Linked DNA regions of Homo sapiens: region 1 is linked to region 2. A link is a contact called in ENCODE Hi-C data. All regions are on one chromosome and are shown on one strand. Each heading gives the region's core, a stretch centred on a gene start or an enhancer-like site at or near the end of the contact. The rest is flanking DNA. Distances are from core to core; before and after follow the strand shown.

Region 1 (3,932 bases), core at 532-3,031, 580 kb after region 2:
GGTGGGTGCCTGTAATCCCAGCTACTCGGGAGGCTGAGGCAGGAGAATCGCTTGAACCCAGGAGGCAGAGGTTGCAGTAAGCCGAGATGACTGCGTCACTGTACTCCAGCCTAGGGAACAGAGCAAGACTCCGTCCCAAAAAATAAATAAATAAATAGATAGATAAATAAATAAATGTAAATAAATAAAGCTGCTGGGGCTTTCTAGTGTAGTCTCCATATGGGATAACTGGAGCTTTGCATTTCAATCTGGGCACCTTAAGTATTCAGTCAGTTAAACCTGCTGGGAAAAACAGCATCTCACCAGACTACATTCCTACATAGTGGTATTATTTACCAACATCTTGACACTAAGCTCTGTCCTCACTCAGCCTTGTGCGAGGGAGAAATGGGCAGATTGCTACAGATATTGCAGCTTGTACTAACCAATTCCAATTCCGTGACATGATTAAACTGAGAAATGTCCTCAAATTCAGTACATTTAAACAAAACATAATTTAGTGCTGACACACTCCAAGTACAAGATTATAAAATGCTTTAAGAAAATGACTAAGAGAAATCTAAGAATTTGTTGAACCTTTTAGAATTCCCCCAAAATCCCAACTCTGTAAGAAATCAATACAGAGGGCTGTAACACAGAGCCAGAAGAATATCACACACTGGCCGACAGTTTCCATCCATGGAAAGCTAAGGAGGGCAGAAGGCCAGGGTGGCCTCATAGATGCGCACAGGCTTTGGTGGTAGTCAGGCCTAGGTGTGAGTCTCTGGAGGCCCACCTAATCAGTGGTGTGAGCGTGGGCAAGATACTTCTCTTTAAGCCTTGGTTTCCTCACTACAAAAGGCTGCTTTGAAAATACACACTTGGCCTCTTTGCCCTGAGGATTAATAAGATAATTTATCCGAAGTGCTTGGTGAAGGGTAGACCCTTATGCAGGTCAATGTTGGCGGTACTTCCAGAGCACCCACTACACAGGCATGTGGGTGCACTGATCTCATTTTGTCAAGTACTCTTGAAACCCTTTTGTGGGAAAGATATGGGCTGGTGTGGTGAAGTAACCTACACAGGTCAGAAAGCTTAGTTCACGAAGCGTAAGAGTGTGTAGGCAGATGGAATGAGACTACTTAAATTAAAATAAAAAAGTCCCTTTCAACCCACACACAAAAAGCTCCAGTGGAGCCATCTCCAGTCAGCCGGGCAGCCGGGTACTGGGCTGAGTGGCACAGAGGGGCTGTTAAGATGAACATCTGCAGAAAGGAGTGATGGGAAGCTCCAGAAGGGCACGCAGAGCCTCTCCAGGACCCCATCTGGTCTGCGGTGCCAGGAAAGAGGAGGCCTGGAGAACCAGGGTGTAGTTGTGCTTTGTAACTGTGAGCTACACCCATGGGAATGTCCTAATGGCTCCTCACTGTTCCCTGCTCTGATCATTCACATTCTGTGATTACACAGGCTGTCATTTCCACAGAGAGCCATGAAACTCAGAAAAGGGAGGCCCGGGAGAAGGCGAGTTTTATGGAGCTTTGAAAATGAAGCTCCAGTTCCTACGGCAGGCCACAAAGCTCAGGGCCAGAGACAGGCCTCCCACGAGCTAGGCTGGCACGCTCAAGCTCATCTCACTCCCCTGCTCCTGTTTTTAGCTGCTTTGTAAACTTATAGCTAAGTTGCTTAACAAAGTAGGTGAGGCCCCAGGAAACTGTATCTGGGTTCTGGTCTCTAAAAGCAAATAACCAAAATTAGAGGTTCCTGTTATCATCCGTGCATTGCAAGCAGCCCCATGACTCACAAAGAGACCCTGAGTTCACATGAACTTTATGGAGCTTGTGGCTTGGAGGTAACATAAATATCACTTTGCTCAGCTCAGCCTTCAGCATCTACCTGAGAATGAGGTAACCTGAAATCTGGTTAAATTAATTCTGGTCAAGAATAAAGAATGTGAAGCCTCCAAATAGGGTTACAGTTTCTCCAAATTACAGATTCAGTCAATAATCCTTTAACAGGTATTTGTTACCCAGCCCTATTAGGGGCTGGGAAACCTAGTTTACAAAGGTCATTTATTCTTATATTTTGTATTTATTATGCACCTTGTGTTAGACAATGTTTTTAATAATTTTTTTTTTTTTTGAGACAAAGTCTCGCTCTGTTGCCCAGGCGTGCAGTGGTGCAATCTCGGCTCACTGCAACCTCCACCTCCTGGGTTCAAGTGATTCTTCTGCCTCAGCCTCCCAAGTAGCTGGGGCTACAGGCACACACCACCACGCCCTGCTAATTTTTGTATTTTTAGTAGAGACAGGGTTTCACCATGTTGGCCAGGCTGGTCTCGAACTCCTGACCTCAGATGATCCGCCTACCTCGGCCTCTCAAAGTGCTAGGATTACAGGTGTGAGCCACTGCGCCTGGCCCTGTTTTTAATAATTTGTTAAAATCATAAAAGTAATATATTCACTAAAGAAAAATTTAGAAAGCATATAAATGAAAAGAACAAAAATAAAAATCATCCAGCAGTTCCACTATTCTTGAGTCATCCATTGTCAATTTTTTTTTTTTTAAATGGAGTCTTACTCAGTTGCCCAGGCTAGAGTGCAGTGGCATGATCTTGGCTCACCACAACCTCCACATCCCAGGTTCAAGCAATTCTCCTGCCTCAGCCTCCCGGTGTAATCCCACTGAGTAGGTGGGATTACAGGTGCGTGCCACCATGCCCAGCTAATTTTTGTATTTTTAGTAGAGAGGGGGTTTCACCACAATGGACAGGCTCGTCTCGAACTGCTGACCTTGTGATCCACCTGCCTCGGCCTCCCAAAGTGCTGGGATTACAGGCGTGAGCCACAGCGCCCGGCCCATTGTCAATGTTTTAATGTGTGCCCTTCCAGATTTCTTCCTCTACAAGGCTTGCTTGCACACTTAAGCATGCACATGCATGCAAATTGTTTTACAAAAATGAGATCACACTGAACATGCTACTTTGCACCCTGTTCCCTTTGGTTAATAAATATGAAGAACATTCAGTGTCAACCATTACAGACGTAACATCATCCTTTTCAGAGTCCCACGGTATCATTCTGTGTGCCATTGTACTGTACCAGTGTATTAAAATTTGTTTAACTTAATGATGAAAAATTGCTTTAAATTTTTCAGCCTTATCTTTTTTTTTTATTTTTTTGAGACAGGGTCTTGCTCTCTTGCCCAGGCTGGAAGGCAGTGGTGGGGCTCAATGCAGCCTCTACCTCCTGTGCTTAAGCAATCCTCCCACCTCAGACTCCTGAGTAGCTGGGACTACAAGCATGCATCACCAAACCTGGCTAACTTTAAAGAAATCTTTTTTTTGTGGAGACAGAGTCTCCCTATGTTGTCTAAGCTGGTCTCAAACTCCTGGGCTCAAGCGATCCTCTTGACTTGGCCTCCCAAAGTGCTGGGATTACAGGCGTGTGCCACCACACCCAGCAAGTTATTCGGCATTATTAACAACTCTTTTGTTCCCCCACTTCTCTATTTTCTTAGGATAAATTCCTAGAAGTTAGATGGCTGGGTCAAAGGACCACTATACATGCTTTGGAAAGGTTTCAAAAATCTATGCTCCTGCTAGTGTTTCCTCACAGCCATTTCTGTCAATCTGATAGTGGAAAAAACCAACATGGAATTGTTTTGTCTTGCATGACTGAGTACTAACTGAGGCTGAAAGTCTTTTTTTTTTCTAAAGTCCCAATTTTATTGAGCATTTGCATTTCTTCCTTTGTAAACCGCCTGCTCTTGACCTTCGTCCATTTTTGCTATCAGGCTATTTTGTCTTTTTTTTTTTTTCACTGATTTAAAAAACTTCCAGATATTATAGATACTTATTCTTCTTAAATGTCTGCAAGTACTTCCCCCACTTTGTTATTTCTCTTTTAATATGTTCAGAAAAAAAGAATGACATAGCAATTAAGAATCACCATGTC
Region 2 (3,508 bases), core at 348-2,847:
ACATAGGAGGGAGGTGATTATGGGTTTAGAAAAGTCTTGACAAAAACATATCCTTTTATGACTGGGGTGGCTCTGTCAGGCTCTGCTGGCCCAGCATCCTCCCCACAGCCCACCCCAGCCAGAGGAACAGTCTCCTGATTTTCCTGTGGGGACTCCTGTCCTCTCAAGGTCACTTAGTTGAGCAGGGTTGTCCCTACCCCCAGTTCCCTGTCCCTCTGTCTTCTTTCCACTGCAGGCCAGCCAGCAGAACCCTGCTTTTCTGAAGACCCTGACCAGGAGCTGCAGCCCCTCCTGGCCCTGTAGCCGCAACTGGCCCCATCTCTTGATTCCGCTTACCTGTCCGGCCCAGGCTGGAGCTACCCCACAGCTGCCAGGGCTGGGTCCTCCAGGCCACCTGCCCATGAACCAGCCAGGTGAGCACAAAGCACGTCTCCCCCACCCCGTCTTGGGTCTGTAGGGACAATAAAATGCCTGCCAGTGAAAAGGGCACAGTGAGGCTGGGTGCTGTGGCTTGTGCCTGTAATCCCAGCACTTTGGGAGGCCGAGGCAGGCAGATCATTTGAGGTCAGGAGTTCGAGACCAGCCTGGCCAACATAGTGAAACACTGTCTCTACTAAAAATAACAAAAATTAGCCAGGCGTGGTGTCTTGCACCTGCAGTCCCAGCTCCTCAGGAGGCTGAGGCAGGAGAGTTGCTTGAACCCAGGAGGCAGAGGTTGCAGTGAGCCAAGATCATGACATTGCACTCCAGCCTGGGCAACAGAGCGAGACTCCGTCTCAAAAAAAAAAAAAAAAAGAAAAGAAAAGAAAAAAAAGGGCGCAGTGCTGAGCCACGGATTATTTAAGATATCCTATTTCAGGAAAAACGAACAAGTCCAGATTCTCTTGGCTGTGGCTCCGTGGTTTATATGTTTGCAGAATCAGAAGAGTGAGTGACAAAGGTTACAGGTAAGCCTGCAGGAGTAGACACCTTTGGGGGAGAGATTGGAGAAAATGATTAGCTTTTTCTGTATAGATTTTTGGATTATTTCACCTTGTGAACTCTGATATTTGCTCTGACGCCAGCCACCCTCACTGGGTCCTTGGTTCTGCCCTGTTCTGTTCTGCATCCTTCTTTGCCTGTGGGGTTTCCGGGTTTCTATCCTGAGCTCCAAGCCAGGGTCCAACCCAGCAACCTGCGGCCCTGAGGCCCGTAGGTCCCCATGTGGGCACTCTTGACCTCCTAGGCTTTGCTGACCTACAGGCCTCCTCGCCAGTGACTCATGAACTTGGCTGAGGCACAGCTTTTCAGATCCTGGGGGGCCCCCCTCTCTCCTCTCCCACGGGGTTCTTATCAAGCTCAAGGGAGGAAATGGTTGACAAACGGTTTTGCTAAACTAGGATCGGTTACCCAATGGAGAAGCTTATTACTGAAGACGCTGATGAAGAACATTCGAGCAGCGCCCCATCAATCTCCTCTGCTGTCAGGAAGGCTGGGGGAGGGGCGGTGGGACCCAGGCCATCAGGAGCGGGATGCCACCGAGTTCTCAAAGACCTTGTCCGCCCTGGCCCTTCCTGTCCGGCCTCCAGGGGGCACCAGATCTCCACCCAGTGCGTGACCACCCCCTCCCCACCAATCCCTCAGCGAGATTCTAGCAGAGGGGAGAGAGCCAGGGGCCGTGGGGACCCAGGGGTGAGAAAGGGGCTGGCAGAGAGCAGGGAGTCCACCCAGGGTCAGGTTCAGGCCTGCATTGATGTGTGGCCAGGGTGCGACACAGAATTCTGCAAGATTCAGAACATCTCTCAATCACTACATTTTCAGAAAATGGATGAAAAGCTGATCAAAAAGACGTTTGATGCCAGGCTGAAGAGAAGCTGGATCTTGCACCATCGGGCTGGAGGCAAAGTGCGGGCTGGAGTTCCCCACAGCTGGAGCAGGAGTCCTCTGTAATCCATCAAGTCTGAAGCAGGAAATGCAAGAAGGCTCATGGCGCCTCCTCCCACGAGCCGCCCGGCTGCCGAGAGCCCGGGGTGTGGAGCGGCGGGTTCAGGCCAGGGCAGCGGGACTCTGGGAGCTGGGCTTGCTGGTCCAAGAAACTTGGAGCACAGTCAGGTTTGCAGTTCAGCTCAGAATCCTGATTCAGAAACACCACCCCTTCTCCATGCCTGGGGAGATAGGTGAACTCCCAAACGACTCCCGGGGCCACCCCAGCAAAACCCTAAATGACAGAATTGCCCAGACAGAAGCTGGCTGATCTGTTAGCGAGACTAACCCCATACTTGCCCATGCTCTCTTCTAGTTCACAGGGCACTTCCGTGGCAGGGGAACATGAACTATTCTTGCTAATGAGGCTGGTGAAGCTCACAGGACCTGCACTTGCCAAGGCCCCACAGTTAGGAAACGGCAGAGCTGGGCCTTTAACCCAGATCCCCTGCCTCCAAGTCCTGGAATGGTTGTTTCAGAGGCTGAGCCTTCTGAGTGAGATGAGAAAACTAACAGGAGTCTGGCTGCTGAATCCTCTTTGGGGCACTTTCTCTAGAACAGCCAAAAAGTGGTCCCCAGACTCCACTTGCTTGTATGTACCTGGTAAGTCAGTGCCATTCAGTAAAAAGAAAGTCTTTCTTTTTTTTTTTTCTGCTGAATTGCAATATGTAATTGCAATGTGTTCCTATGTCATATGTTTCTGTAAAGTTTGCAAAGGTGAGACATCAGTTAGTCACACCAAGCCAGCTTGGTGGCACAGCACATGCTTGTAGTCCCAGCTACTCAGGAGGCTGAGGTGGGAGGATGGCTTGAGCCCTGGAGTTCAAGGCTGTGATGAGCAAAGATTGCACCACTGTACTCCAGACCTGTCTCTAAAAAAAGAATCAAACCTGGGCAACGTAGTGATAGACTCTGTCTCTAAATATACACATATGTCTATGAATAAGGCTTTTAAAAATAATAAAAATAACTCAGCTAAGTCTCTTTCCACTCTGATTCCCCGCCTTCCCTGCTCCCATCCAGTTGGATGGTGTTGGACTGGCTGTGGGTATTTTGGGAGAAGTTGATATGGAAATAGTTCAGAATTCAGGGGTATTTCTTGTGGTTCATGGTTCTATCCATGTGTAGCTCAGTCGTTGCTGGCTGTCCGAGGGTACAGATGGCTTCCAGGAACAGGCTCACCAATGAATGAAGGAGAATGAATACAATGATCATGATGAAAAAAGATTTAAATTTCTTGCTGATTTGGCATAAAATGTTGAAACCAACAAAGACAACATAAAACTCAGAACAGGTCCCTGTGATGAGAGCATCAAAGCCTCGCGTGGTCACCAGTGTGGCCCATCCAAGGAGCATGTAAGGTCAGGTCCCACATGAGAAAACTTGACACAGCCATGCCCTGAACTCTTCCTGCTACCATATCAAAGAAATTTGATTGAAGTTTGTTTTCTCTATAGAATATGGCATTGCAAAATCCTTGTTGTACAAGGAAGCGATCAGGATATAGAAAAACATAGGGAAGCCAGGTGTGGTGGCTCAAGCCTGT

What was found. Hi-C counts contacts between places; a loop is a spot of excess contacts on that map. Pooled maps may share reads with other maps.
Region 1: a loop to region 2 is called in a map with no recorded cell type, with 6 times the contacts of the local background. The contact joins two enhancer-like sites. A Hi-C loop is called at or near these places in 2 of 37 single-sample maps with no recorded cell type and 5 of 50 pooled maps.

The regions. Positions count from the first base shown.
Region 1 is chr22:41,860,105-41,864,036 of GRCh38, reverse strand. The region is part of intron 1 of SREBF2 (sterol regulatory element binding transcription factor 2); the gene reads right to left. Among named protein-coding and RNA genes, the nearest start is that of SREBF2-AS1, 27 kb to the right of the region's middle. RefSeq lists an enhancer at 886-1,386. Within about 2 kb of position 1,781, at least 11 of the 41 ENCODE cell types and tissues checked have a DNase peak (open chromatin) inside an H3K27ac peak, as active enhancers do.
Region 2 is chr22:42,442,645-42,446,152 of GRCh38, reverse strand. LOC101927344 (a long non-coding RNA gene) reads right to left here. Exons shown (of 6, transcript NR_188414.1): 3 at 337-451. Among named protein-coding and RNA genes, the nearest start is that of NFAM1, 12 kb to the right of the region's middle. RefSeq lists enhancers at 1,020-1,786, 1,794-1,973. Within about 2 kb of position 1,597, at least 35 of the 41 ENCODE cell types and tissues checked have a DNase peak (open chromatin) inside an H3K27ac peak, as active enhancers do.